Regions from separate parts of the Homo sapiens genome. Here all the other regions are linked to region 1. A link is a loop called in an ENCODE intact Hi-C map of the cell type or tissue named here. Cell type or tissue: endothelial cell of umbilical vein. All regions are shown on one strand. Links, peaks and the distances in the headings refer to the core of each region. The heading gives the core; the rest is flanking DNA.

Region 1 (6,070 bases), core at 1,071-6,070:
ACTCCCCTCACATCCAAACACACTGTGATCTCCTCACTCCCCTCGGCATCCAAACACACTGTGATCTCCTCACTCCCCTCGGCACCCAAACACACTGTGATCTCCTCACTCCCCTCGGCCCCCAAATACACTGTGATCTCCTCACTCCCCTCAGCCCCCAAATACACTGTGATCTCCTCACTCCCCTCTGCCCCCAAATACACTGTGATCTCCTCACTCCCCTTGGCATCCAAACACACCATGATCTCCTCACTCCCCTCGGCATCCAAACACACCATGATCTCCTCCTACAGGCTCTTTCTGCACTTGGCTTAAAGCCGCCCTCTCCCTTCTGTGGCCTCACTGGCCTCTCCTCTGTGCTGGGAGGGAGGCAGGGCCAGGAATTGGGGTGGCCTTCGGATCCCCACACCCTGAGGTCTCCCAGGCTCCTATTCTCCAGCCCCACTCACTGCAACTCCAGACTCACAGGCCCCTGGACACAGGACCTCCCCCCATGGAGGGGACAGAGCTCTCCCAAGCCCAGCACTTGTGAAACTCAGTATTTGCTCTCCCTCCCAAAACGACTTACGCCTTTAGCATATTAATATAGAAAGTGACTGACAGGCTAATGGAATTTTTCTTTTCTTCCTTTAACTGAAGTTCGTCCATTAATTCATGACGAACCTGTCATAAAATGGAGCAGATTATTAATCTGGATTCAAACAATTCGGTAGAGGTTCAGATTTTGTGTCTAGATTTTATTTTCTCATTAATTTTGTATCTAGCTTTTCAGATACAACTTAAGCTGATTCCCCATATGTCAAAATGGACTGCTGATGAATGAATGCTTTTGGTACATATTCTTGTAGTAATTACTTGTATCTTTGTGAATTTTCTATTAACTTTAAAAAAATTCAAAGCTATTACAAAGGAAATATTTAAAGAGCGACGATAAAGGCAAAAGACCCTGTTTTGTTTTCTAAATGTCACAGTTCTATACATCTTTGCATTGGATGAACTGCTATTTCTTTTTAATATGCTTATGTAATTTTGTTCATGTATGTATGCATATAGATTTTTATATCTCTCAGCAAACTTATGTAATTTCTACGCAGTTTTCTGAACAATGACTTTTAAGAAAATTACTTCTTACGTCTCTATTTCTAATACGCTGATTTACCATAACAGAGAATATCTGCCGGTATTTCTGTGGCACGTGAGACTTAATGAACGGAGCTGCCGTGGAGCAGAACCTGGCAGCCTCCTCCTTTCTTCCGGCTTGCAGATAACACTCCAGAAGTTCCCTGGATAATAGAAACACACCACTGGTCAACCTGGTTGAAACTGTTTTCTCCTATCTAATAACCAGGTTATTAAACCATTACATATTTTGTGTTTCACAAAGTTTAAAAGCTACCCTGGGGTCAGCTTCTTCAGCCAGAACCAGGCTGTGTGGCTCACCAGGAAGGGCCAGCAGGTGCCAGACAGCTCGTTACCGCTAGCACCGGGGCATTTTGAAATGAAAGATCTGTATTGATATTCTTCAAAGGTTCCCCAAACGGCCATATGGCAAGTAACCAACACCTGCAGGCTGTGGGCTTGGTGCCGAGGGGAGCTGCTCTGGAGTTGGCACAGCTGGAATCCTCAATGGGGACATCCACCCGTCCCCAGCCTGCACAGAGAGTGCCGCAGACACAGAGAGGCTCGGACCCGTTTCCTTTCCGCCGCCCGGCACAGTGACCGAAGCATTGGTGACAGCCTGTGCGGTGACCCCTCAGGGCTGAGACCCAGCAAGGCCGGCCTGCCCTGTGCTGCCCCAACTTCCTCGCAGGGCTGCCTGGGCTCCGCATGTGCTGACTCTGCTTAGTTTTACGCTGTTAAAACGTCTACTGCGTTACCATTTTAAGAACTAAGATTGTAAAACCGTGAGCCAGGCTGCGTGGGGCAGGATCATATCTGCTTTGCTGGGAGTCTAAACACAGTATCTTGTTCTGTTGTCATAACCTCATAACCAGGGCACGGCAAATGTCATCTACAGATTTTGGAAACGACCTTCGGACAAGACACACAGAAACTTGTGACTGTGGGAGAGAACGCACATGGAGTGTGCCCCAGTGATGTGGAACTCCCGTCCCCCCCCCGGAGAAGGGGTGGTGGCCTCAGAGCCAGAGGGCGGCCCACCGGGAGGCCACAGAGGGCACGGCGAGCTCAACTCACAGCATCAGCTCAGCACGCCACTCCTTGTCTTCCTCCTCAGTCTGACTCAGCACGTTTATGATTTGGGAAAGGCTGGGGATCAGATGGTGACGATATCCAGGCTTGAGGAACGGCCTCACCATCTGCCAGTAGAGGACTGATGCATTGTACACCAAAAAGTAGTACCTGCGGCGCGAGCAGAGGAAGCAGAGAGCACGCTCAAAGCCCAGCCGGCCCAAGCTGCAGAACCAAGGGGCCGCTGTGTCTCCGGAGCCCCTCCCAGGAGGGGCCTCAGGTCCTCTCCAGCAGATGGCAGCAGCCCCACCTGAGAAGCTTTGGCCCAGCCTGCAGGAGCACCAGGATGCAGAGCCCTTCCCTGGGACAGCCTTGGGCGACCCTGCGTCCGACGTGCCATGGCTCCAGCGCAGGCCCGGCTGTGATGACCCGGCCACAGGCTCCCGAGTCCAGACCAGGGCCTTCTTCATCAATTATTCCACAAACTGATCGGCCCCCTCCCATGAAAATACACCACTGGGCAAGGCCTCCTCTGACTCTCAAGGGATAGACAAGAATGGGCAAGGACAGAGGGAATCAAGGAAGGCTTCCTGGAGGAGGTTACATGCCTGCTGTGACCTGAAAGATGTCAGGAGGCAGCCAAGACAGTAGTAGAGGAAAAGAAGGTCAGGAAGATGGAGGAGAAGGGAGGAACCTTTGGGAAACAAAGTTCCCGTCTGCCAGCATAGAGTGTGAAGTGGAGGAGGGTGGGCTGGAAGAGTGAGCAGAGACCCCTCTCAGGGGTCTGGGCCTCTCCCTGGGCAGCAGGGAGCATTGCAGGGACTGAAGTAAGGGAATCCGGGCCCATCTGCCCTTCTCACTCTAGGGCCACTCCACAGTGGGGCAGGCCAGCTCTGCCATGTAGGGCCTGTGTGCCTTGTGGTCCTGGGCCGGCCACCAGGTGGACCAGCACTGCTCAATGCCCAGGTGGGAGGAGGACACCAGGGTGGCTGTGGCAAGCCCACTCCTCTGAGTTTACTCAGAGCCACCACGTGACCCTAGGACAGGACTCATCCTGTTTCCAGGTTTTCAGGAGAGGAGCGGAGGTGCGGGGTGTCCTGACCAGACGGTCACGCCTGCTTGAGTCAGAGGGGTCATCATGGGACTCCAGCGGCCTGCTGCGTCTCCCTGAGTGCTGCGTCTCCCTGAGTGCTGCGTCTCGAAAGGAACCCGTCTCCTCCCTGTAAGTGGCTCTCCCCAAATTCCCACTGTGGCCTCCACATGCCCGTGGTTGGGCTCACAGTCTCCTGTCCCACTGACACTGCCCTGGACAAGCCAGCGCTGCCCTCTCTCTCCACACAACCTGGACCCTTCCCAAAGATGGTCCTGACCTCTGGCAAGGCTCTGTCACCCCCTGACCCGTCCACAGTGCCCCTGAGGGCCCTGGAGCAGAGCAGCCTCCTTCCCATGGTACCCACCACTCCCGCGTCACAGCACCCTTGGAAATACCCCTTGTCTTTAGAATCTGTGGCTTGAGGTGGGGCCTCCCCGTCCCTGTCCCCATGCAGAGAGGATCTGTGGGGCTGGGCCCTACATCCCCAGCACTTGCAACAGGGTGTGACCAGAGAAGGCCACCAGCAGACAAGCAGGCCGATGTGGGTAGAACAGACCAGGGAACCCACAGCTTCTATTTAAATATCCTCCAAACATTGTATCCTATTTGAATATGTGATATATGTTCAAGCAAATATGCTTGAAACTGTCAAGCTTGCACAAAACTGATTTGAATAGGATATGAATCAGTTTTGTGCAAGCTTAACAGTTTGAAGCATGATATTTGTTTTTGTGCAGAAAGCACTGATTTTGTAGAAAGTGCTGGAGTCGCCTCCGCAGGGACAGCGGCCTTGGCCAAGTTGTCCGCTAGGGAGCAGCAAAGGCACGCTGGGCCGAAGAAGGAACCGTGGGGAAGGAGAAGGCGCCCTGGGGGTGCGCCCGGGGAGGCCCTGGAGAAAACAGACTCTTTTTTTTTTTTTATTGATACAGAGTCTCGCTGTCATCCAGGCTGGAGTGCAGTGGCGTGATCTGGGCTCACTGCAACCTCCGCCTCCCGAGTTCAAGTGATTCTCCTGCCTCAGCCTCCCCAGCAGTTGGGATTACAGGCATGTGCCACCACGCCCGGCAGAAAACAGACTCTTCACAGCCATCTAAAATCACGAAAACCGCCGAGTGCAAAAGAGGCTGTTACTCGGAATTCGGCATGAATGTGGCCTGTCCACACGCTGACGAGATGAGGGAGTGATCACACGTGCATGAAAATCACAGACCACAAACGAGGGGAAACCCCACAGTTCAAATAAATACACCCACTTGATAAGTTCTGGCTCTGAAGTCTTTCACCCAGTCAGTGAGAAACGGCCACTTCAATTTTGCCTACCTCGGTTCTCCTTTGGCAAAGTTTATGGCCTTCATGTACTCAGTCACGCAATTTTCAAATTCCTCCTAAGGCAACATAAAGAAGCACAATTAGACCGAAATACTGACCCCTGCTCACTGCCCCATCTGCGGATGCCACGGCTCCCTCACGGTTGGCCTGGTACCCCCTGTGTGTCACCTGTGTATCCACAGGTGACGGTGTGGCAGACACAGCCTGAGTGTCGTGGCGAGGTCCTGGACCTGCACCCGGGTTCCCGTCCCGCAGACACAGCGAGGCAGCAGAAACCGCAGTGCCTGTGCTCCAGCACGCCCGCCCCACCCCAGCTCCCCTGTGCCCACTCGGGGCAGCTGCAGGCGCAGATGCCACAGAGACCACGCTGCTACGAGGCAAAGGTCCAGGGGTCCTGTGTGTCAGATATCACCACTTGAGCAAAAAGCATGGACAGGAAATGGTGCAAGTTTCGTGTCACTCTGGAAAGGAATTCCTTCACTCTACTACCCTAAGAACGATTTTAAGCCTGGTCTAGCCTGGCATTGCTCTGGAGATGGGGTGAAAATTGAACTGTTGGGGATAAGGGGCACAGGACGCCTCTCACCAGGTTTTCTGCCGACTTCGGGGCACACATCTGGGCCCTGCACAGGTGCGCTCGGCCCAGAAACTGGGTGATGGGCGCCTTCACCTTGAAGTACATTTGGATGCAGTCCTCGCTCACCTCTGGCTGCCTCATCTGCAAGAGAACACCACCACAGAAGATCACAGACCCGGAGGGGTGGCCTCCCTGCCCAGAAGCACCACGGGCCCGCTTTCAGAACAGGCCCCCAGCACAGGTGGAGCCTGTTTCCAGCCCCATCCTCCATCCTGGCCCCTTGACTGCCCGGCCAGGAGCTGCCTCTCCCCAGCCCCACTCTGCATCCGCTGCACACCCAGAGGCCCTCCCTCTCCCTGTCAAAGCTGCCCTGACCGAGGATCCCGGGAACTAGTTACCTTCAGGGCCTGCTCTGCACACAGAACAAACAGGTCTGGGCTGAAGCTCTCTGAGGGGTCAAACTCCGATTTCCCTAGGTTGGCCGATTTGATCAACTCGTAGGCCTTCTTCAAGGACGCAGCATCTGTCCCAAACGGGTGGTTGAGGAAGGTTTGGTCACTGGGCTGGGAGAAGTGAGCCGGGCAACGCCATCCCGAAGGCCCCAGGCAGCCGCCTTGGGCCCCCGGGCCACAGCCACCGTCAGAACCTGTCGCCGCCAGGGAGCAGCGGTGTGGGCGCCTTCCTGTACGTTTGCTCTGGTCAGACGATCGGGAGGTGGGGGCTCCGGCTGTGGCCCTCGAGGGATCACCCATTGGGCGGGCTGGGATGAGAGGGTCCGGGGCCTCCCCGGGGCGGGGGTCGTGGCGGGTCCCGGGGCCTCCCCGGGGCGGGGGTCGTGGCGGGCCTGGGGTCACCTTGCTGGCTCTCGGCGCGGGCCAGCT
Region 2 (6,070 bases), core at 658-5,657, 290 kb before region 1:
TTTGGGTTCAAGGGCCATCTCACTTGTTTGGGCATCCAGTGCCAGTTGATCAATGTCCTTGTCCCTGAGATGGTCACACAGCTGTCATGCGTGGTCCCCACCAGTAGTGGAGTCTGTACAATCCCGGGAATCCCCCGTTCGGTCTCCGACCCTCGCCCTGTCAAGCAGCTGCCCACACACAAGCGGCCTCTCCTCACGCTCTGTGGGGCACACGGGGACCACGGGGCCCCCACTCACACCAGAGCCAAGGCCCTCACCCCTGTGCTCAGGATGTAGCTCCTCCTGTCAGCCTTCCTCCCTCTCCCCCTTGGTCCCTCCTCCCTCTCCCCCTTGGTCCCTCCTCCCTACCAGCTTCTTTCTCTCAGCTCTGCCATCCTTTCCATAAAATGGCAGCTTCCTTGACCCTCTCACTCTCCTCTGCCATGACCCAACGTAATGTGTTTCCCAAGTAGGGGCTTATTCAGATGAAAAAGAAAAACACCACTGGGGGAGCAGCAAATTAGACATTGCAGAAGAAAAGAGAAGGTGACTGAACTTGAAGACAGCCACAAAATTAAAGTGAAACAGAGAGAAGGACTGAAAAGTGGATAGAAATCACTGTGAAATACCAGGTGTCCTAACACGTGTGGCTGCAGCCCCAGGAGGAGCGGGGAAAGGAGGCAGACAGGGTGATGCTTACAGATGTCATGGCTCAGATTTCTTCATCAGTCCATGAAACTTACAGAAAGATCCAAATACTGCAACAAGCTTCAAGCCGAATAAACATACCAACGCAGGCCAAGGTCCGATTGCTGAAAGCAAGTTACATGAAGGCCCTTCCTTGCCACCCATCATCCTCGGAAGAGTGGGGCTCTGCTCCCCGTCTCTGCGTGCTGCCCTGCCATGGGAGCCTCATCTGTGCCAGTCGCCAGCTACCTCTTCCTCATGGGGACCATCGCTCAGCTCTTTCCAGCTTCCTTTAGATATAAAGACACAGGTATTTTAAAAGTGAAGGGACGGAGGAGGATGTACCTTGTAAAACAGTCGTTAGAAGAAAGTAGGAGTGGCTGTCTGCATGTCAGGGTGCCCTCAGAACGAGCGTGTTGTCGGGGCTGAGAGCGGTCATTTCACGATGATAAGGGGTCAGCTTTTTGGGAGGACATAGCGGTCGTGAACGTGCGCCCCTAATATCAGAGCTCACTTAGACGCGAAACCGACAGGGCTGGGTGGAGACGGGAGGCTCTGCACCGCAGGAGGACCCCACAGTCCCCTCCTGCTGGCCGATGTGCAGGTGGGCGGAGGGGCAGTGCCCGCCACCCGCACCCTTGGCATCTGAGGCTCTCCAGCCAGAGCAGTGGTGGACGCAGCCACCGACAGAAGGCACCCGCGTGCTGGGCCCTGGCCAGAGCAGGCCTCTCCGTCTGTCCGAGCCTGGCTGGGATACCTGAGAGCGAGGCACACATGGGCTGGCGGAGGGGCAGCCGTCATGCTGTAGTTCTGTTTCCACCAAAACGTTTTTCCACATGAGGGCGAAAGCCTCAGCAAAACCTCCTTCAGGCTCCCGAGGGCCGCGGCTGCCTCCACACCTGGCTACCTTCTTCAGGCCCCCGAGGGCTGCGGCTGCCTCCACACCTGGCTTTCAGGGTTTTCCAGGTGGGTCCGGAGCGGCCTGTGCTTAAGGGCTCAGGTCCACCCGAGACTCTGCCTGGCGTGCGTATCTGGGCATCTGCACCTGGCTGCCGGGCACAGGCCGTGCCAGGCCTGTACGAGCTCTGGGGTTGTTCTCCCTTCTTTCCAGGGTTCCTCCCTGGCCCTGGGTGGTTCCAGCAAAACAGTCGCCAGGGCACATGAGTCTAGTTCCAGAAAGACCTTGCCCCTGCCTCTGAGAGATGGAAAGGATACAAACGCATTCTCTTACCAAAAAGAATTAAATTAGAAGTAAATAAAAAAGATATATGGAAAAGTCTCAAATATTTGGAAATTAACTTGTTTGTTAATAATCCCAAGTCAAAGAGAATTACAAGGTATTTTAAATTATGTGAAAAGCTAGAACCTTCAAAATCTGTGAGATGCCAAAATAGTCTGCACCCGCTGCAGATCGTACGGCAGCCTTCAGCGCGGGGAGCACGGCGCCCCCCGTCAAAGGAAAGGTGCCTCTCAGGGGAGGAAGCACAGGGGCTGGGCCGGGCCCCTCCCCTCAAGAAGCCGCTGTGTACTTGGTGCCTCAAAGTGCCCGACAGTGACGTGGGCCTGGCAGCCCATTCTTCAGCACACACGCTTCCCAATTACGTCTCTGAGATGTCTGAAACCAGGGTGCGGGGCACCAGGGCGGCTGAACAGGCCACCCAGAGGCAGCCGTGCTGTGTCTGAGGCCCCGAGGCTGTTCCTCCAGTCACCCTCACGATGAGGGTTTCCGGAAAATGGGACAGGATAAGGCTTGGGAGTGAGAGTGGGTCTCAGGCCTGCTCTCGGGGAACTGTGGCCTGGCAGGAGCTCCCGTGCCTCTGCTGCCGCCCTTCAGCTCAGTGGGCTCCAGCCCCGGCTTCCCTGCCTGGGCACGGACCTGATCTCTCCCACAGCCACGGCCCTGAGTGAGGCTTTAGGCCAGGTGGATGGTGGAGGGCAGCCTTGCCTGGCAGGTAGGAGGGTCCAGGATGCCCCAGATGCCCAGTTAGCTCATGCCAAGCTGGTGCCAGGCGGGCCTGTCCTCCCTGTCTTGTCACTGAGACTGGGCTGGCAGACCTCGGAACGCTGCCCCCTGGGCCACCACTGGCTGCCTCAGTGGCCTGGTCTTTGCTGGGGGCCCTCGGGGTGTCTGTGTGGCGGGGCCTGACTTCCCCGGGGTCCTGGGCAGAGCTGGGCAGCAGCGGCCAGCCAGACAATCACCCTCCTGCCCCAGCCAGGTGCCCTCTGGCTGTCAGAGGGAGGAAAATTTAATTTTTACAAGATTGATGGTATTGGAGCAATATTTTTAGCTGAGTCTGGTTCAAATAATAGGCCATTAATTGAAAAAGGAAATTGAAATGAATTTATCTTGTACATAAATGCTGTCACGGGTATTAATAGGGATCAGAAAATAGTGGCCTGTTCCCAGAAGGCGATTGAACCTGAAGCTGCGCCTGGCGCGTGAGCCTGTGGGGGGGACGCGGCTGAGGGGCTTTGAGCGACCTGCAGGTGCCCATTGCCACCAGGAGATGGCGCCCACGCAGCGCCTGAGAGTTTCCTACCGGAGATGATCAGAAGGCAACTTTTAATGCTTAAAAAATGAGGATATTAGGCTGGGCGCGGTGGCTCACGCCGGTAATCCCAGCACTTTGGGAGGCTGAGTCTGGGATGGACATGCACCGACTCCGCCAGGCGAGGTGGGCCTGGCTCAGGGCAGAAGGCCCCAGGAGGTGCCCAGGCTGAGCCCCGAGCTCTGCGCCCGCATGGAAAATGGAAAAGTGGCGAGAGCCAGGCTGGAAGACACCTGAGTGCCAGGCGGTCTGTGTGCCTCATCCCTGAAGCGCCTTTGTCAGAGCCCTTGCTCCTGGGTTCAGCCTGGTGTCCCTACCCCTGGGAACACATGTCCACCCACAGCACTGGAGACAGGGCTCAGAGCTAGCCCCGCCGTGGAGGTCTCGGTACCACGTTGGTACCCAGAGAAATTTCTTAGCCACCGCGGTGCATCCTCCCACACAGGCCTCGACACTGAAGAAGTGCCTGGGCGAGGCTTTCCCGGGCTGCCAAGTGCCTATTGATCCACAGCTCCAACAGCACAGAAATCCCGTGTCTTGTCTGCCGGGCACGCAGGGAGCTCCGAGAACACATCAGTCAGCGCCCAGAGAGCCGACGTCGGCCAGAGGACGCAGGGTAACGGCTTTCCTGAACTCCGCTTCCAAGAGGGTTCTGTGAGGAAGAGGTTGCAAATTCATTTTCGTTTAACGTCACCCGCATCTGGTTTCACCACAGAAGTGGAGCCCTGCAGTGGGAGGGGTGGGGGGCCTGTCACTGGGCTTTGCTGCTGATTTGGCCTACCTGGGAAGCCCAGAAGATGTATTTACTGTAGGGACTTGAGGCTTGCTTGGGGCCTGGTAGGAGCCAAGGCCACCCCATCCTCCCAGCTCAGCTTGGTGACTTACCATCCATGGCTCTGGTTCGCTTGTCACCCGCCCCTCCCAGAGAGGCTGCGTGGGGCTGCAGGCGCCTGAGTGTAGGTCCCAGCCTGTGTCCTGGGCTCTAGTCCCATTGAAGCCTTGTGGCTGGCTGGGCATGGGTCCCATGCAGACTGGTGGGGCCAGGAGGGCCTGGCGTGGGCACCTGCAGCAGCTTCTTCAAGGCCTCCCAGCACTGACCGTGGCCTCTCAAAGCTTCGGCTGCTTCAGCAGCTTTCCTGCTGGGAGCTGTGAGCACTGCTGGGGCCCATGCCCAGGACTGTCCTGACCGGACTGAAAGCCCTAGAGGGAAGCTGGCAGTGGGGACAGGGTGCAAGAGGAAAGACCCTCTCTCCATGCAGCTCCTTCATCCACCCACCTGGAGGAACTCCTAGAGGGAAGGTGGCAGTGGGGTCAGGGTGTGAGAAGGAAAGCCCCACTCTCCTCTTCATCCACCCACCCAGAAGAAGTTTGAAGAAACCATGCCTTTTAATGGCTTAAAGTTGGAGCAGAAGGGTTTATCTGCTGATACAATTAAGATAGCTTCGGGAGAGGGCTGAGAAGGTGTGGCCTGGCGGACACACTGCCTCCAGGGACACCCCTGCCCCCGCCAGCTGTGCCTGCTCAGAGAGTGCCTGCTCCTCGGAGGGTCCCCCCTGCTTGGGAAGGTACCTGCTGCACAGGACCCCAGCTGGAGTCAAGGAGTCAGCAGAAGAGGGGGTTGGAGGAGCGGCTGGGGACAGGAGGTGGCTGTGCGGGCTGCCCCACCTCGCCTCTTGCCTGAGCCCCTCTGTGGCCACATAGACAGAAGGAGGGGTTGGAGGTGCAGCCAGCCAGCTGGGCCAGGTGAGCCGGTCCTGAAGGGCACCAAGCAGGGTTGCCCCGGGCTCCTGAGAGGATTTTTCACATGCAGCAGCTGGAGACAGTTTGGAGGGGCCCAGGGCGGTGCAGACCCTTCCACAGCTGCTCAGGTGGCCCGGAGGCGTGTGCACCCTTCCCTATGCAGCAGGGCTCCACAGGCCTGGGCACTCAGCCCAGATGGTGCATGTGGGGAACCGTGGGACCCCATGTGCCAGGAGTCTCTGGGCAGACAGCAGCGACAGGGCTGTGTGGGGACTTGGGCAGGCCTGAGCCTGGGGTCCGATGACCTAGTTGGGTCTGGGGCAGCCACAAGCCGAGGCGTTGAGGAAGAGAGAGTGAAGTCTGAGCTCCTTGTGTAGGAGACCTCCGTGTGGAGTAGCCCCAGAGGCAGGAGGCTGCCTCAGCCAGGATGGCCCCATGCACTTGCTAAGCTGCGCCGCCTGCTCACTCAAGGCTCTTGGGCTCGGAGCAGAACTATGAGCCTGCAAGGCCTGCTGGGCAGAGTGGCCACAGCACGTGGCCGCTGGTCACCAACCGGGGGCTTACCCCTCTCCCACCCGCTAGCGCTGCCTTTGCACCTCGGAGGGCAGGTCTCTGCTGGCACCATGAGTGACCTGCAAGCACTGCCATGGTGGACTCTGCTCGCGCCTTGGTGGCTTCTAGGCTTTTCCAGGGGCTCTGGCCTCCTGCAGAGCAGGGTCTGCCTCCCCCGCGGCTGGGTCTGTGGAGAGTGAAGTGGGGCACAGATGCCCTTTGCAAGTGCTGTGCACGGCAGCTCACAGCCCCCACCCCCAGCTCTGTAGTCTGTAAGAGGCAGGCTCTCGGCATGGCCCCCAGGCAGTGGCCCTGGTGCTCTTGGGGTGGGGGGCCCCAGTACCCAGCGGTGGCCCAGGAATGAGAGGCCCGCTGCTTCCTGGGAGAGGCCCTTCTGCTTTCCCTCCTCCTCCTCTGTGAGCTCCCCCTTCCACTCTCGTTCTCCTAAATAAGACTTTAGGGAGAATTTATGGAAAATTGATGGAGTTTACGGATGTTCTTTGATCCAGAGAAGGGGAAGGAAAGGCAAACGCGTTTATGATGAGGAAGCTCATCTGCCTTAG
Region 3 (5,951 bases), core at 240-5,239, 200 kb after region 1:
CTGGCTGAGTAGCATCAGCCTTCAGAGCAGAGGGCAGGGCTGGCGGAGAGGGCCCAGCTGCATCGTGTCAGCCTCCTGGATGTACTGGGAGCAGCCTCAGGCTCGGCTGGATTTCATGGGCAGGATGGTCATCCACGGGAAGCAGAAATAAGAACCTTGTGACTCTCTTGTGTGTCCGGGGCCTCAGTCCTGCTCTGGAGGTGCTGACCCAGGGGCCTCGGGAACCACGGTGGGCTCCACGCCATTCACACGCAGGGTCTCTAAGCCACCGTCCCTCTCCTTCCACATGCCTCCCGCCTTAGCGCCGTGCAGGGGCAGTGACCCTCCCCTGCAAGGCTGGGGCCTCCCCAGGTCACAGGGGAGAAGGGCAGGCAGGCCCCACACAGAAACTTCTGGGGCCAGATCCGTGACGCTGCCCTCTGACATCAGCGGCATTTGTGCCTCCCCCGGGGGCCTCTGGGAGCCAGCGGAGGCCAGGCCACAGCTTGGAATGCCTCAAGGGAAACCGCGTGTCTCGGCCTCAGCCTGCGGCCCTCCTGGAAGGAGGGGTGAAATATCACAGTGTCCACAGCTGGAGCTCCTGGAGAGCACCAGGGACCCCAGCCTCCTGCCCCGTCAGGCCACAGCATCAGGGAAGGACGGCAGCCCCTGTGGGAGGTGTGGCAGGGGCGAGGCAAGCAGCCTCCACTGTGAGTACAAAAGCAAGGCTGCCAGGGAAGGGCCCGTGGCCAAGAGCACCCAGTGAGGCCCAGGACCCAGGGGGAATTAGGTCGGGAGACGGCACCTGTGGTCGGCGAGCAACAAGGACACGCACAGTCCTGTACCGTCCCCTTCCCAGGCCCAGGAGCCACCCGCAGGGGCTGAGCCCTGGGAGCATCCCAGCCGGGCTCTAAGGGAATGTACAGGGGGCCCGGTGACCTGGGCTGGGTCTGGGCTGGGGCCTCCCGGGTTCTCTCACGTGTGTTTCGGCCCCTCTGCAGTGTTCAGATGAGGACGGGGCTCAAATCCCCACACTGGGTAGGGGTGGAGCTGGGACCTGTGAGCATTGGGCCCCATGAAGGGTCCCCTCCAGTTCTCATAAGCACGTCAGGGCATCAGTGGGCTCCGGGACCCTGACCCTGCTCTGCAGATGGCATCTGGGCATCAGCCAGGAGGAGGCCTCCTGCTCTGAGCTGGTTTTTGGAGAAGCCATTGAGGCACAGAGGAAATGTGGGACTGGAGGACGTCCTAGAGGCTGGGACACCCTCACCGGTGCTGGGATCCGGGGGCCCGACACCCCCCAGGCCTCAGCCTCACTGAGCGGCCACCATCGCCCCGAGGGCCCACGGCACTACGCAGCATCCCGGAGCCCCGTGGCCCTGTTCTGCCCTGGACCGCGCACCCTGCTCCCGGAAAGTCCTGCCTCCACAGACACCCCGTGCAGGCCGGGACCTGCACCCGAGGAGGCACACACCGAGCAGTCCCTGGTTTCTGCTGCTGCCCTGGGGGCGGGGCCGGAGTGTCCGGGTGCTGAGCACGGCCCCTTCCCTGTGATCGGCGCGCCAGCCAACAGACAGAAGAGAAAACGTGAGTGCATTAAGTACGTACCTGCTTCTCAGGTCTTTTCATCTTTTTCTGAGAAACATATCCTATTTAATTGAATGAAAAGGAGCGTTCCGTTATTTTCCAAGAAATGACCATTCATCCAGGAAAGGTGATGGGCTTTTTGAATTTTATTTACAGAAAACTACAGTATAAGATCAGTTTTGCTGTTTACGCGTTTGCAAACGGCATGGCCGATGAACAAGACGCATCTCATTCGGATTCAGTTTGAGTTTATTCTGGAATTTTGTTTTAAAGACAAAGTTGTTTATAATGGCTTAGTCTAAGGGCCAGGAAGGTCTCGCCTGGCCCTGCCCTTCAGACACGCCCCCACCTTCACGTCACCCTTCGCCTCACAGCCTGACGGCCACCTCCCCGGTCACCTGGTAAGGCCCTTTATGGAATCTTCTTCCATGAAGAGAGCAAGAGGAACAACAAGCTGTTTTCTTCTCTGCACTCACTCGACACCACAGAACACTTCTGTGGCCGGACATGTGTGTCTCCAGGGACACCAGCTGAGTGTCCTATAATTCCGTTCAGCCTCTACACCATCTACCCGGCGATGGTGTCCGGCCCCACGAGGGGAAGCTGTCCCACAAGCCACCCGCACTGCAGGTCCCGATCACAGGTCTGGCCCACCCGGATGCTCCTTTCTGACTGGCTGCAAAGTGGGGTTCCCATGATCCCCTCCTTGGGTTCGATTAATTTGCCAGGACGGCTCGCAGAACTCAGGGAAGTGCTTATGTACATTTACCCGTTTATTCTAAAGGATATTATAAAAGATGCAGATGAGAAAGCAGCTTTTATCTGAGGAATGTGGGTCCCTTTAAGTTATCAGCCCAGAGAGGCCCTGGAATAAGAGCGGCCGCCCTCCCTGCCTTAGAGACCGACCGACACCAAGTAGCAATAAATGAGCCTGACATGCCCCACGCCAGGCCGTCACTCAGACCCCAGAGTTCAACAGCCGTTGACTGGTGAGTCAATGGCGGCCCTGTAGACAGAGGAGACTCCTGACAAACAGCTGAGCTAATCACCAGTCAACAGCCACCCTGTAGACAGAGGGGACTCCTGACAAACAGCTGAGCTAATCACCAGTCAACGGCCGCCCTGTAGACAGTGGGGACTCCTGACAAACAGCTGGTGTGGGTCACACCTCGTCTTTTTTTTTTTTTTCTGTCTGTAGGTTTATTGTCTTGATCTGAAAAATCCTCATAGGTAATTGTTCGGTTGAGCTCTCAGCAGCTCCTGAGCTCCAAGGAAGCTTGCCTTCTTTGAGCTACCCGAACTTTCTTCTGAGCAAAGGCCATTTTGGGACGGTTTTGCCTCTTCTTTCGAACTTCTTTCTTGGGCTTCTTCTCATAGCCTGGATTCTCTTGTAGAGCAGCATGAGCTTTCTTATCTCTCTCCCCCACTGTGGGCGGCAAGCCAGCCAGGTGCCGAGGCAAGAGACGGAGGGCACGAGCTGATCCAGTGTAACAAAATATATAAAACAACAAGAGTTATGCTAGATCTAGATCATAGATATGATTATATATGAATATCATTCATCATCAGTTTGTAGCAATTACTCTTTATTCCAATATTATAATAATCCTCGCTCTACAATCATAACGTAGGAAAAACCAGGCCATACAGAGATAGGAGCTGAAGGGACATGGTGAGTGACAAGTGACTACAAGGCAAGTGCGTGAGCCTTCTGTCATGCCCGGACAGGGCCACCAGAGGGCTCCTTGGTCTAGCGGTGATGCCAGCATCTGGGAAGACACCCGTCGCCGAGCAGACTGTGGTCTAGCGGAAGCGTCAGTGCAGCGGTCACGCTCCTGGTCCGCTCTCATGTTCCATCCCGTACACCTGGCTCCGCCCTCTAGATAGCAGTAGCAAAATTAGTGAAAGTATTAAAGTCTTTGATCTTTCTGAAAAGAACATAGAAGAAATAATGACATAAGCTGTCCTCTCACTCCCCGCCTCGGCTACCTAACAGGGAAGGGCCCCATGTCTGGTGGACACGTGACTCACATGACCTTATCAATCACTGGAGATGACTCACACTCTTTACCCTGCCCCTTTTGCTTTGTATCCAATAAATAACAGCGCAGCCAGGCATTTGGGGCCACTACCGGTCTCTGCGTCTTGGTGGTAGTGGTCCCCCGGGCCCGCTGTCTTTTCTTTTATCTCTTTGTCTCGTGTCTTTATTTCTACAATCTCTCGTCTCCGCACACGGGGAGAAAAACCCACCGACCCTGTGGGGCTGGTCCCTACACCCCACCATGTCTGGAGTTACGCTGTTCTTTATGTATTGAGAGAACTGTTTCTTGTAAGCATCTTCATCTTCTTGCATTAAGTAGCACATGTAATCTGCAACATTCTGGCCCATGATGCCCTTCCGTGTACTTCTGCATTAAATTCCTTGTTTTCAGAATCATAACCAGGAAATTGTTTGGTACTGTGAGGGATAGACCAGCCTCCATCCACAGCTCCATTCAGGGCGCCAAAAGCTTTATTGCCAGTGGTAGTTCTGGCAAGGCCTGCATCCATATAGCAGGTGAAGGCACCTGGCCGACCAGCAATGCTTTCCACATTCTATTCATCACCAGTCACCTCCACTTCGCCTTCTTAGATCTTGTCCAGGCCAGACCTATTGAGAAACCTGCAGGCCAGCAGCAGCCAGGACAATACGCTGTGGCATAATTTATCAGGCCGACCTTCACACTGTATTTTGGCAGGTCATGTGCATACGCTGTGCAGACTATCATACCCCCTCTATCTGGGCATAAGCGATCTGACAAATGATATCTCTGTTTGTTACACCAACTATCATCCTGTATTTGGGTGTGTTGTATTTGTTTTTATACTGAATCGCCAAGCGTTTCCGAGCATAGCAATCAGTTTTACCCTCTCATCATCTTCTAAATTTCACTTGGTATCTCTTAAAGTCGGCCTTATCCTGCACAACTTTAACAAACCCCATCCTGCGGAACAGAGTCCTGCGTCTGCGGCTCAACAGAGACCGGCCCCTTGTCCCCTTTTTTGCTTTTAAAAACCTGCTTGTAAGAACCAATGCAAGAAGTCCAGTAACTCAACTGGCCAGAGTGCTGTGTGTCCTCCAAACAGCCACACCAGCTCTCCAAGAAGAGTTCTTAACCAGGCTGATGAACTGCCTGGAGTGACAGAAATAGAATTCAGAATACAGCTAGGAGCAAAGGTCGTTGAGATTCAGGAGGACAGCAAAACCCAACTCAAGGAAAATAAGAATCACAATAAAATGATACAGGAGCTGAAGGACGAAATAGCTGGCGTGAAAAACAACCTCATGGATCTGACAGAGCTGAGTCACCACAATACAAGAATTTTAGGCCGGGCGCGGTGGCTCACTCCTGTAATCCCAGCAGAGACGAGTCACCACAATACAAGAATTTCAGGTCAGGTGCGGTGGCTCACTCCTGTAATCCCAGCATAGCTGAGTAAACACAATACAGGAATTTCAGGCCGTGCACGGTGGCTCACGCCTGTAATCCCAGCACTTTGGGAGGCCGAGACGGGTGGATCACCTGAGGTCAGGAGTTCGAGACCAGCCTGGCCAACATGGTGAAACCCCGTATCTACTAAAAATACAAAACCTAGCCGGGCATGGTGGCAAGTAACTGTAATCCCAGCTACTCTGGAGGCTGAGGCAGCAGAATTGCTTGAACCCAGGAGGTTGAGGTTGCAGTGAGCTGAGATCATGACACTGCACTCCAGCCTGGGTGACAGAGTGAGAATCCTTCTCAAAAAAAATTCTTAAAAAAAGAATTTCACAATGCAATCACAAGTATTAACTGCAGAATCAACCAAACTGAGGTAAGAATCTCAGAACTTGAAGACTGGTTCTCTGAAATCAGACAAAAATAAAGAAAAAAGAATTAAAAAACCTCCAAGAAGTATGGAATTATGTAAAGAGGCCAAACCTATGAATCACTGGCATCCTGAAAGGGAAGGGGAGAAAGCAAACAACTTGGAAAACATATTTCAGGGTCTCGTTCATGAAAACTTCCCCCACCTTGCTAAAGAGGCCAACAGTCAAATTCAGGAACTACGGAGAACCCCTGCAAGATTCTACACAAAAAGATCATCCCCAAAATGTCTGACATAATCGTCAGATTTTCCAATGTCAGTATGAAAGAAAGAATGTTAAAGGCAGCTAGAGAGAAAGGGCAGACCACCTACAAAGGGAACCCCATCAGCCTAACAGCAGACCTCTCAGCTGAAACCCTACAAGCAAGAAGAGACGGGGGACCTATATTCAACATTCCTAAAGAAAAAAATCTTCAACCAAGAATTCGATATTCAGCCAAACTAAGCTTCCTAAGTGAAGGAGAAATAAGATCCTTTTC
Region 4 (6,070 bases), core at 336-5,335, 270 kb before region 1:
ACACAGGATGTCACTCTGTTGCCCAGGCTGGAGTGCAGTAGTGCAATCGTGGCTTACTGCAGCCTTGAACTCCTGAGCTCAAGTGATCCTGTGGCCTCAGCCTCCCAAGTAGCTGAGGATACAGGTGTGCATCACCACGCCTGGCTAAAAAAAAACTGTTTATAGAGACTGGGTGTCACCGTGTTGCCCAGTCAGGTCTCCAACTCCTGGCCTCAAGTGATCCTCTTGCCTTGGCCTCTCAAAGTGCTGGGATTACAGGTGCGAACCACTGTGCCCTGCCAAAAAGACATTTTTAAGGTTAAGTAAGGCTTTGTTGATTTTGAATGTAACATTATTCCCACTCAATGAGTGATTTTGGTCGACGTTCACCTGTACTTTCTCTGCACTCTGAGCCGGCAGGTGCCACTTCTAGCTTCTGGCTGGGGTTGGTTTGCAGTGGAGTCTGTGCCTGTGGCAGCCGTCTGCATGACTTTGGGTCATTGCGCTTTCCTTGCCTTTTGGGGAGGGTCCCTGGTGCTCTGTGAGCAGATTCGCCCCTAGGGGTGAAGTCATCTCGCTCCTCTTCTGAGCCGTGAGCTGGGCAGGGCCGCGCTCACATCATTCCTCTCCCCCTGTCGCCGGGTGGGAAATCCGTAACAGGCTCTGTGGCAAAGGCTGGGCCAAGGTGCCTCGTGGGCAGCCGATCCATCAGGCGGCCGACAGGCGTGATCGAGTGCCGTGTCACACGCAGCCCAGGAAACAAACACGCCGCGCGAAAGGTATTGGTGAACGAACTGAAAAATTGTAAAGCTCTTAAGGACTTTCATGCTTGTTAGCATTTTTTGACAGAAAATCACTGAAGCAGTGAACATAAAGAAATAGCCATGGTTGATTCACAGTTTAGCTTGTTGTTCTGTTCATTTGGCCTCAGGTGATGTTTCACTTCCGGAGCCCCGTGAGCTGCTCCTTGCTCTGCCTGGCTTTCTTTCCTGTGCAAATTCTTGCGGGTCCCTCAGCTGTGCTCACCCAACCACAGCCTCCCTGGAGATGGGTTTTTATGATTTTGAAGGAGACCGAAGGAAACTGAATGAACAAATATTTTCTCCAAAGCCCGTCCAGGTTTGGCTTCAGATGCTGTGAGCCGTGTGTACATTTCTAGGCTTAATCCACAGAATGAATGTGAGCTTTTATGTCACAGCCTGCCCAGGACCCTGCTGTGTGCCTGGAGGGCACCTGACCTGCTCTTGAGGCTTCACTACCTGATGTCCCAAAGGGAACATCGTGTTTTTCAGTGTGTTCCTGAGCAGATGGGTGTCTACACAGACCTCGCCTGTTGCCCTGTGCGTTTGTGTGATGAGTTGGGGTGTGGCACACCGCTGTGTGGGGGTGGCTGGGCCTCTGAGTGCGCTCTCTCACAGCCACGTCTGCTGGGGCCCACAGCTCCCCATCAGCAGCAGCCCAGAGCTGAGCACAGAAGTGTGGGTGATTTTCATGAGTGCACCTTGCCATTTGGCTTGGCACCTGTTAGAACTGCTATGTGCTCTTTGAAAACCACCCATCCTTCTGTCCCAAGGAAGGTGACAAGCACGATGTTTTCCTGGGAGAAAGTGGCTCCCATCCTGGCCACACATCCCTGTCAGGGCAGCGTTTAGTGCATCCCACCTGTGCACGTAGAGATGCATCCTGCTGTCTTAAGTATCGGAGTCCCCGATGTAGGCTTGTTGGGGTGGCTCAGGTTTTCCCGTTGCAACTGAGGCGTTGAGCAGTCAGGGGCTGCCCCTGCCTGCCCAGAACTTTCCTGAAGTCGTGGCCTGGCAGCGCCCCGCCTGTGCAGGGCAGGTCCCTCAAGGCCAAGCCCTGTTGTGCATGAGGGCACCCCCAGACTGAAGGAAACGAAGCTGGAGCTTCAGAGATCATGCCCACCTGAGGCCTTCCCTCGCCTTTGCAGACACACCTGTGTTTCCAAAGAAGGGGGACAGACGGAGCACTTCACTTCCATCCCGAGAGTGTCTCCCAGACAGCGCACCCCGCAGCGGCCACTGGCTGACCCGTGGCCTTGAGAACACAGGAAAGCCCCCTCTTAGATTCACAGAAACGCCCTTCCTAGGAGTAAACGGATCCTGTGTTTTTCCCCTCGATTCTGTGTCGCTAATTGTTAATTATGACAAAGGAAAAGTGATATTAAGATTCGGGGTATTTGTTTCATTGTGTAATTTCTTCCTTGGTTAAAAGGGAAGAATGGGCTGGGTGTAGTGCTTCACACCTGTAATCCCAGCACTCTGGGAGGCTGAGGCAGGTGAATTGCTTGAGCTTAGGAGTAATCCCAGCACTCTGGGAGGCTGAGGCAGGTGAATTGCTTGAGCTTAGGAGTAATCCCAGCACTCTGGGAGGCTGAGGCAGGTGAATTGCTTGAGCTTAGGAGTAATCCCAGCACTCTGGGAGGCTGAGGCAGGTGAATTGCTTGAGTTTAGGAGTAATCCCAGCACTCTGGGAGGCTGAGGCAGATGAATTGCTTGAGCTTAGGAGTAATCCCAGCACTCTGGGAGGCTGAGGCAGGTGAATTGCTTGAGCTTAGGAGTAATCCCAGCACTCTGGGAGGCTGAGGCAGGTGAATTGCTTGAGCTTAGGAGTTCAAGACCAGCCTGGCCAACATGGGGAAACCCCATCTCTACTGAAAATACAAAAATTAGCCAGCTGCAATGGCGTGCACCTGTAGTCGCAGCTACTTGGGAGGCTGAGGCTGGAGGATCGTGTGAGCCTGGGAGGTGGAGGTAGCAGTGAGCCAAGATCACACCACTGCACTGCAGCCTGGGCAACAGAGCAAGATCCTGTCTCAAAAAAAAAAAAAAAAGAGAAGAATGATATAACCACATTAGTCCTTTACCAGGTTTGCCTTAAAACTGAGTCACTGTGTGCCTGGCCTTTACTCAGCGCTTCCTCCCATGTCGTGACTGTTATAATGCATCATTACTTCCTCACTATGATTCATCTAGGAACTTGGGGGAGTAATTCATAGTCAGGGATATTTATGTTTAAACCGACAGAAAGGGAGAGCCATTTGAACACATTATTCCATGTTTTCACTGGTTTTAAATCTGATTTCTGCTGGCTGGGGGAAACTTGAGGAACTGTGAAGTCATCGTAGGCAGTAGGGAGGTAACGGATAAGGGCCTTTCAAGCATGCAGTGAAGAGACACCAGCTGTACAGCTCCCTCCTGTATGGAAAAGGTGGAATTTAGACAGTTAAAGTATTAAAGTATACATCACTGGGTTTGAAAACAGCCACAAAAAAACCCCTGTCGGATCACCCAAAACCGCTGGCCCCGTGGCGCACCATCCCGAGGCTGCCGACTTTGCAGTGGGGCTCTCTTTCCTTCTGGAGTGCAGCAGCATCTGGAATTGTCTGGGAAAACCCTGAAGGATGGCCCACACCGAGCCGAAACATCTTTCAAACGGAAATTGTTACACTGTGCTCTTCATCTTGAAATTAATGTTTGGTTGTCAATTTTTATTGCTGACCTAATGGATGAAGTCCAGCAATTGCAGCTGTCCCCTTAAAGCGGCCCCCAGCGTGTGCTGTGCAGACCTTCTCGGCAGGCTACCCACCCACCTCATCCGTAAGTGGACTCGGGTAGAGAAAGATATCTGTGCATTGAGAGCTCGTTGGAGATAACTTGAGTCATAATGTGTACTGAGTGTGCTGGGAATCATAGGAGGGTAAAGGTGGTTTTTAAAAAAGTTATTTTCATTAATTCCTCTCACCCCCAACCCCCTCTGCCACCTGGGACAAAAAAATGGCAGGGTCCTGCTGGATGCCGCTTTCCAAGCTGGGGCAGACCCGCCAGTGTTGAGCAAGAGGGAGGTTTCATCTGAGGCTGGCTGAGTTTTATATATCTATTTATGAGATCCAATAATGTAATGATGTGCTTGTCTAATAAATGCTGCTGTACAAGCTCAGGACAGCAGACGTTTCCAGTATGACCTGGATTGTCTAAGCCGCAGCCCCTTTTGGTTGGAGCTCGGCTGTTTAATAAATGTCGGCTGTTCTTCCAACCATCATAATTATTTAAAGGGGCTTCAAAAGAGAGAGAACAAATCAAATCAAGCCATTACTGTTGAAGCTCGTTCTGGAGTTAAGTGTGTTTTTAAAACTGTGGGCCTTGTGCAGAGGCTCCTCCCAGTTTTCATCTATTATCACAATAATTGAGTTTGTAGCTGGAATTAAATTTATCAAATTGCGTTATCCTCTTTAGAAATTGGATAGGCATGCTGGCAGGGCGAGGCAGAAGTTAATCTGCTTTGCTGAAGCCTCCAGTGGCCCTGCACAGCGGGGCTGAAGAGGCCCAGACAGCTTCCTGTCACCCCGGACACGATGTAATTTCTCCTCAATCCCTTGTGCAAATAATGACATTTGAATCGAGCATTAACAGGCTTAATTACTTTAAAATTGTCATTTTAATTTACACTGATATAGTATTGATCATACAAGCAGAGATTAAGCTGTTCAGTGGAGCAGATGATGGGGAATTAAACATTAAAGGGTCCTCAGGGGGCCGTGTGCGCTGCCCGGCGCGAGCCGGAAGAGGGATGATATTTCTCGGTAATGAACTGGCGGCATGCGGGGACATGAATCTTGGGCTCTTGGAAAAGGGGAAATAATGGGGTTTGGGAGGCATTTGCAGGTTATTCATTCGCCGCCATGCACCAATTCTCCAGTGATTCATCCGCCTCACCAACATTTATTTATCCAGCAAATTCCGGAGCTTTGACCTTTTTGCTAAGTACATTGAACATAAGTTGGAGTGGAGATCTTTCAAGTGTAACTTTTACAAGTATTTGTTATTTTTCCTTATTTCTAGGCAACATTAAACAAAGTTATTCAGTTTTTTGAGTGTACTGGAGTCTGCCGGCCTTGCAGGGTTGGTGTGGTGGTGAGGGACTAATGGGCTCCTGCAGCCCAGCCCCACACTTGACTTTTGAAAATTCCAGTGGCAGATCCCAGGCTCAGGTGTCACTGATCCTTTCTTAGGTGAAATGACACGAGAGCCTCACGTTCCTGCCATGGGCTGATGGCCTCGGCCTCCTTTCAGTTGAGGCTTTCTGTTGGTGGTTAGGGGGCAAAGTGACGCCCTGTAACTTATTGATGCTGCCATGGAAAAAATATGGAAATGAAGCAGAACATGAGTTTCTCAGAAGCACATTTGACGGACTTCTTTTGGCGAAAATCAGAGCACTTCAAATCCTGTAACCTCAAACTGTTTCACTTTTCAGAGGTTATATAATAAAAAGTTAAGTGATTGATTTTATAGTTCAGTAGGGAGTGATGAAATTCTTGATCACTATCCATAATGGCTTTATTTTAAACAGTGGGCTAGAGATTTAATTAAAGCATGATCAGGGAAATGAAAAAATGTTGATATTTCTCCTCAAATTAAACATGAATTTGCACAGGGAGCATTAGAAGGGCTTATCATTCCTCCTGATGTTTTTATTCTCTTCCGTAGGATTTAAAAGCTTGCGGCCCACTTCACCCCTCTCTGAATAGCTCAGGGGGCTTCAGCCCCTGTTGACCGTGCTCTGGGTTTGGTCCATTTCTGTGGCTTTCTTTAAAAACTGCCGAGCTCCATCGCACGACCACCACTGCTGGCGTTTATTGAGCGTGTACTGCTTGTGAGGCTTTGTTCTGGGGGATCATTTCCCCACTTTATCTTTGGGGTGCCGGAGACACAGGAAGGTTAAGAAACAGCCGGTGAGGCCGGGCATGGTGGCTCACTCCTGTAATCCCAGCATTTTGGGAGGCCGAGGTGGGTGGGTCACGAGGTCAGGAGATAGAGACCATTCTGCCAACATGGTGAAACCCCGTCTCTACTAAAAATACAAAAAATTAGCCAGGCGTGGTGGTGGGCGCCTGTAGTCCCAGCTACTCGGGAGGCTGAGGCAGGAGAATGGCGTGAACCCAGGAGGCGGAGCTTGCAGTGAGCAGACATCGTGCCACCGCACTCCAGCCTTGGAGACAGAGTGAGACTCCATCTCAAAATAAACAAACAAACAGCCGGTGAGTAGCACCAGCTTGTGTGAAGCTGGGAAGTAG
Region 5 (6,070 bases), core at 434-5,433, 390 kb after region 1:
GTGCATGTGTGGTAACATGAGCTGCAGACTGGAACGTGAGGCCAGGGGCGGGGAGCCCTAGCAGATCTGTCTACTGGAGAATGGAAGGCTTTGGAAACAGTCCACTAAAAATGACTAAAGCTATCATTAGTAACATTGACAGATTTAAACAAGAGGATGAGAGAAGATATTTGCCAGATATACTGCAGAAAGGAAGTATTACATAGAAAGCCCGTAAGTCACTGAAGATGAGACAATGACCCACTGGGCAAACAAGCAAGCAGCACTCGCGGGCACTTCCCAGAAAGAAAAACATCTCAGGAGCGCCACTGTTTGGTCAGTCTGCACCTGCAGCCTCGGGAGGGGGCCTGGTGGGTGCAGGGCAGCCGGTGGGGCCAGCTCTGGGCGGGATGACTCACTGCCACCCTCTCCTCCCTGAGAGCAAGGGGACCCCAGACTGGCCTGGACGGAACCCAGGCACCCCCAGCTGCCTTCCACCTTCTCCTCCTGTCCTGAGTCCCCACAGTGGGTGGGGTGGGTGTGGTTACCCTGCGCCCTTCCTCTGGGTGGCTGCAGTTCAGCCTCTGGCCCTCCAGGTCAGGGAAATTCTGCTGGTCTGGGGAGGACAGCTGGTATTCTGTCTGTGTCTTGATGACCACCTGTGAAAAGAGATGGCCATGGCCTCAGTAGGCAGCTGGCAGGGACCCAAGAGAGCCCTGAACTGAGAGGGGAGGGAGCCAGCGTCAGCTTCGTGGCAGTGGTGTTGACGCTGACCCATCTCCCAGGACTGTCTGGTGGATGGCAGGGCTCCAGCAGCCACAAAGTGAGGCCAAGGGAAGGTGGACGCTGAAAGTCTGTCTGCTGGGCGCATGGCAGCTCTGGGCCTGGCTGGGCTGCTGACAGAGCCCCTCACTCTGCCTGCTGCCTTCAACTCAGGGTGCTGGAGAATTGCCCTTGGCCAGCAGGGGTGGTCCTCCTGCCCCGGGTCCCCAGCATAGATGCTGCCCCCACCTCCAGCAGGGACAACTCGGGGTGCCCTTCATGCTGCATGACTCCCTGGGGGGTCAAACTGGGCTGGGCTCAAGCTGAGCTCTTTGCTTCTCCCCAGTTTCTGCTATAAGCAACCCCAGTGGTCACTTGCCCAAGGACCCCCAGATCTCAGGCTAAACCCAGGACAGGGCCATGCCCCGAGGGGAAGGGTGGGAAGCGTTGCCTGCTGAGTGCCCTATGGACAGCACGTGGGCGGGGTGCTGTCTAGGAGTCAGTGCGTGAATTCTCGGTTACCCATCAGCCAGTTTGCCCAGCTCTGGCATATGGGGGAGCTGACCAGGAGGTCACACAGAGTGCCCATGGCCAGCTGGGGCTTTGGCCCCCATGGCCCTTCATCTGTTTGCTCTACTGCACCTGGGAAGAGGCCATATCTAGACAAACCTCACCCCACACCCCTTTGTTCCCAGGGGAGCCTGAGAAGGGCCCCCACGCTGGCCCAGGCCCTCACCTGGTCAGGGAGTGGCGGCTGGAGCTGGCTGATGTCCAAGGGGCTGATCAGAGGCACACTGTCCATGGCAGCCCCATCCTGGTCCCCAGGGTCTTTACCTGGCTTCCCAGAGAAGCTGCAGCCCAGCTTCACCATGGTGGATGGCAGTCCTTGTCCTGTCCAAAGACAGACAGAGTCACTGCCCACAGGCTGCCCCCTGGATGCCCACGCCAGCTGGCTCTGAAGCCAGAGGACCCTGAGCTGGGCCTAATGCTCCTCACACCAGAGCCAGGGACAGGCTGTAAGTGGTCAGGCCAGCCTCCTTGGACAAACCGGTCAAATCCAGCGAGATGCTGGGTGCTGTACCTTCTTGACCCCCACAGCCCCTCTGGACCCCACAGCACTGCAGGGTACAGCGCCCCAACCAGTGACTGTCCACGAAGCAGGGGGAGACTTCCAACGGCAGCTGCTCTAGACAACCTCCTCTTTTTTCTTCTTCTTCCACTGGTGGCTGCTCTAGACAACCTCCTCTTTCTTATTCTCCTTCTTCTTCTTCTTCTTTTTTTTTTTTGAGACAGGATCTTGTTTTGTGGCCCAGGTGGGAGTGCAGTGGTGTGTTCTTGGCTTACTGCAGCCTTTGCCTCCTGAGCTTCAGCAGTCCTACCATCTCAGCCTCCCGAGTACCTGGGACCACAGTGCGCCCCACCACGCCTGGCTAATTTTTAAAATTTGTGTAGAGACGGGGTTTCGTCAGGTTGCCCAGGCTGGTCTCAAGCGATCTGCTTGCCTAGGCCTCCTACAGTGCTGGAATTACAGGAATGAACCACCGCGCCTGACTCTAGACAACCTCCTAAAGCCGACAATCCCGGACATCAGTATGGAGAGCTGGGTGCCAGACTCAGCACATAAAAATGCTGGAGACCCAGCTAAATTTGAATTTCAAATAAGCAACGAGCTCATTTTTAATATAAGAGCATCCCACGCAATACGCGGTATGGGACGTGCTTATCCTGAAGTCAGTCCTCATTCTGTCTGGCGGCTCTCTGCCAGAGACGCACGAAGTGAGAAAGAGCGGCCACAAGAGGGCACCCGCGAGTCAGCCCAGCTGCGAGCCTGGCGCTAAAGGCCGCGGAGAGCGGGTCTCCTGCGGAGCTGAAAGCCACAGCAGGGCCCCGCGGGGCTGGGAGAGGGCGGGCCCCACTAACCCAGAGAAGCCGAGGGTGCCCGGCTTCGCCTTCAGGCGGACCTTCTAGAGAAAAGGAATGCAGCGGATGACCTCCGAGCTGATGGATGGAAAAAGCAGAAAAAGAAAATGTATTCAATCAATCAAAGGAGAAAAGAAAGGTCCTGTGTGCAGTAGACACGGAACCTGTGGCCCGGTGCTATGGCGGCGCCTGTGGTCCCAGCCACTCGGGAGGCTGAGGCGGGAGAATCGCTTGAACCCGGGAGGCGGAGGTTGCAATGAGCCGAGATCACGCCACTGCACTCCAGCCTAGGTGACAGAACGAAACTCTGCCAAAAAAAAAAAAAAAAAAAAAAAAAGGCAGGGCGCGGTGGCTCACGCCTGTAATCCCAGCACTTTGGGAGGCCGAGGCGGGCGGGTCACGAGGTCAGGAGATCGAGACCATTCTGGCTAACACGGTGAAACCCCGTCTCTACTAAAAAATACAAAAAATTAGCCGGGCGCGGTGGCGGGCGCCTGTAGTCCCAGCTACTTGGGAGGCTGAGGCAGGAGAATGGCGTGAACCTGGGAGGCGGAGCTTGCAGTGAGCCGAGATCGCGCCACCGCACTCCAGCCTGGGTGACAGAGAGAGACTCCGTCTCAAAAAAAAAAAAAAAAGGAATCTGTCATTACAACCTTCTCTCACAAAGAACTCCAGGCGCAGACAGCATCACCACAGCATTCTACCAACCATTTACAGGGAAAGTAATGCACGTCCACAAAACTCTTCCAGAAAGACAAGGGAGCACTCACCAGCTCCTGAGGCCAACGTAGCCTCAGTCCCTAACCCAGCAAGGACAGCAGCGGAGAGGAGCTCACAGGCCAGCCCCCGCCACACGTACACACCACTGCGAGGCCCCAAAGCTCAAGCAGCGTGAATCCAGCGAATACAACAAGGTAACATATCATGACAGTTTGGGTGTATTCTGGAAATGAAGTTTGGCTTAACATTTGACAAGCAATCATATTTTTCACCATATTAACAGAATAATGAAAAAGCGTTATCTGATCAATTGCTAGAGGAGCAGAAGTAACTCTGGGTAAGACTCAGGGCTCATTTACTATTCCTCGGACCCATTAGTGCATTAAGGCAGGAGGCGAGTGCTGTAACCCGGTAACAGTGAACCACTAAATCCCCACAGCAAACCTCACTGAATGTGAATCCTGAAAGTGCCTCGATCTGCGGTTCTACAAGTTATGGTGCTGGAGGTCTCAGCCAATGCTGTAGGGCAGGACAAAGAAAGAGCTCCAGTGCCAGACAAGAAAAAGTAAAACTCTGATTGATTCACCCATGAAACAGTGTCTGTGTTTAGAAACCCCAAAAGAATATATAGACAAATCATAAGGATCAAAAAGTGAGTTTGGCAAGGTTGTTGGATTTAAGGTATTCAGAAATCAGTTACATTCCTATATGTCAGTGGCAAAAATAAATAAATAAATAATTTATTGAAGTACTCAATTTAAATAATATCAAAACTATCAAATCCTCAGGAATAGGTGTAAAAAGAGCTGAGGAGCAGGGACAGGGCAGGGCCTTCACATGGAATCCAGGAAACACTGTCGACAGAGACCAAGAAAAGCTAAATTCCCCAAGTAAATGGGGAAGGCTGTGGCTATGGATTTTGGGAGTTTCTATGTTTAAACAAATTACCCACCCCCCAATCTGTAGATGCAGTAAATCTTAAGCAAAATCCCAACAGGGTTTTTAAAATGAACTTGACAAGCACTGTCATTTTATATGGAAGGCAGAGGGGCAGGAACACATCAAGTATCTTGGAAAAGAACATGGATTGCCAGGCACAGTGGCTCACGCCTGTAGTCCCAACACTTTGGGAGGCAGAAGTGGGTGGATCACAAGATCAGGAGTTTGAGACCAGCCTGGCCAACATGGTGAAACCCTGTCTCGACTAAAAATACAAAAACTAGCCGGGCATGGTGGTACACGCCTATAATCCCAGAATCTCGGGAGGCTGAGGCAGGAGAATCCCTTGAACCTGGGAGGCAGAGGTTGCAGCGAGCTGAGATTGCACTACCACACTCCAGCCTGGGCAACAAGAGCAAAACTCCGTCTGGGAAAAAAAAAAAAAAGAACATGGAGGAGGTCTCATCTGCCAGGGTCTAGCTTGTTGCACAGCATTGGAAATGGAGAGGTGTGGGGCTACTGCGTGGTGGAAAAAGTCCCACGTGACACACTTTGCACACACAGACCCTGATTTGCAGCATGGCTGCCTCTCAGTAAACCGCTGTCCACATCAAGAGCAATGAGCCTGATCCCTACCTCACATTACACAGAGAAGTCTACTCCAGGTGGATAAACCTAAACTGGAAAAGCAAAACAATAAAGCATCTCAAAGATAATACAGAAGAAGATTTTTCTGGTCTCAGGGAGGGAAATGTTTCTTCATTAGGACAATAGGTACTAACCATAAAAGGAAATATTGATAAAATGACTTCATTAAAACTATGAACTTCTGCTTATCAAAACAGCCTTCAAAAAATGGAAGCAGAAACCAAGACTGGGAGAAGACAGTTGCAACCCACAAATGATGAGGGTGCATTGTGGGTTGAATGATGTTCCCTCAAAAATACATCCAAGTCCTAGGATCTGAGTGAGGGGTGCCTTTGAATGGGATCTTATTTGAAAATAGGGTCTTTGCAGATGTAATCAAGCTAAAATAAACTCGTCCTGAATCAGCGTGGGCCTTGACCCAAAACTGGTATCGTTATTAAAACAGGGAAATTAGACATAGGAGAGTGTTATGTGTAGACGGAGCAGAGATTGGAACGATGCAGCTGAAACCCAAGGATTGCTTGGGCCACCAGAAGCTGGAGGAAGCAAGGAAAAAGCTCCCCTAGAGGCTTTGGAGGGAGCATGGCCCCGTGAACACCTTCATTTTGGACTTCTTGACTCCAGAACTGTGAAAGAATTTGTTATTTTAAGCCACCTGCTTGTAATTTGTGACAGCAGCGCGAGGATGTCCAATTAACTGCCAGAGCCAGCAGTGACCAGTCTTTCTCGCCCTGCAGTGGCCAGGCTCCGCTGTGGGTTCCAGGTGTGGGTAGGCACCACGGGAACAGGAGCAAGGGACCCGCGGTCACAGAGCTTCTGCCCAGCTGCTGCCACTCAAGTACAGATAATGTGGAGGCATCTGCGTGGAGGAGAATCTAAGGGTGGAAGGAGCTGAGGGTGGAATGATTGCAAGGTGGAAGGATCCGAGGGAGAAGGATTGAGGGGGTGGGGGGGGGGGAAGGATCCGAGGGGTGAGGGATCCAAGGACAGAGGGACCCAACGGGGAAGGATTGCGCGGGTGGGGGTGGGGTGGAGGGGAGGGATCCGAGCGGAGGGGTCCGAGGGTGGAACGATCTGAAGGGAAGGGACCCCAACGGGGTGC

The links. Peaks named below come from ENCODE experiments on the same cell type or tissue, not always from the same donor. Only the 100,000 strongest peaks of a DNase experiment are listed, where the experiment ranks them.
Region 2: it touches region 1 in a loop (9-fold over the local background); 2 of 110 quality-filtered maps call a loop at or near these places.
Region 3: a loop joins it to region 1, with 4 times the contacts of the local background. A loop is called at or near these places in 3 of 110 quality-filtered maps.
Region 4: it touches region 1 in a loop (5-fold over the local background); 2 of 110 quality-filtered maps call a loop at or near these places.
Region 5: it touches region 1 in a loop (5-fold over the local background); 5 of 110 quality-filtered maps call a loop at or near these places.

Annotation. Positions count from the first base shown.
Region 1 is chr10:132,936,393-132,942,462 of GRCh38, forward strand. CFAP46 (cilia and flagella associated protein 46) reads right to left here. Exons shown (of 58, transcript NM_001200049.3): 1 at 6,044-6,070; 2 at 5,588-5,712; 3 at 5,199-5,330; 4 at 4,604-4,668; 5 at 2,197-2,361; 6 at 1,160-1,283; 7 at 569-663. Among named protein-coding and RNA genes, the nearest start is that of CFAP46, 3.1 kb to the right of the region's middle. RefSeq lists enhancers at 1,241-1,968, 1,969-2,694, 5,491-6,070. In endothelial cell of umbilical vein, for the core only: a CTCF peak has its summit at 4,088 (motif pointing right); no DNase peak of the experiment used is centred there; H3K4me3 peaks cover 328 bases.
Region 2 is chr10:132,651,726-132,657,795 of GRCh38, forward strand. The region is part of intron 4 of INPP5A (inositol polyphosphate-5-phosphatase A); the gene reads left to right. Among named protein-coding and RNA genes, the nearest start is that of INPP5A, 120 kb to the left of the region's middle. In endothelial cell of umbilical vein, for the core only: a CTCF peak has its summit at 3,154 (motif pointing right); a DNase peak (open chromatin) is centred at 3,186.
Region 3 is chr10:133,140,756-133,146,706 of GRCh38, forward strand. It overlaps the pseudogene RPL5P28. Among named protein-coding and RNA genes, the nearest start is that of KNDC1, 16 kb to the right of the region's middle. RefSeq lists an enhancer at 1-96. In endothelial cell of umbilical vein, for the core only: a CTCF peak has its summit at 3,283 (motif pointing right); no DNase peak of the experiment used is centred there.
Region 4 is chr10:132,663,241-132,669,310 of GRCh38, forward strand. All of the region lies in intron 4 of INPP5A (inositol polyphosphate-5-phosphatase A), which reads left to right. Among named protein-coding and RNA genes, the nearest start is that of NKX6-2, 120 kb to the right of the region's middle. RefSeq lists an enhancer at 2,520-3,719. In endothelial cell of umbilical vein, for the core only: no CTCF peak of the experiment used is centred there; DNase peaks (open chromatin) are centred at 2,981 and 4,721; H3K27ac peaks cover 2,961 bases.
Region 5 is chr10:133,327,378-133,333,447 of GRCh38, forward strand. All of the region lies in intron 5 of ZNF511-PRAP1 (ZNF511-PRAP1 readthrough), which reads left to right. It overlaps CALY (calcyon neuron specific vesicular protein), which reads right to left. Exons shown (of 6, transcript NM_015722.4): 2 at 1,478-1,632; 3 at 528-638. The coding sequence starts at 1,612. Among named protein-coding and RNA genes, the nearest start is that of CALY, 6.5 kb to the right of the region's middle. RefSeq lists an enhancer at 2,769-2,848. In endothelial cell of umbilical vein, for the core only: a CTCF peak has its summit at 2,540 (motif pointing right); a DNase peak (open chromatin) is centred at 2,544; H3K27me3 peaks cover 1,695 bases.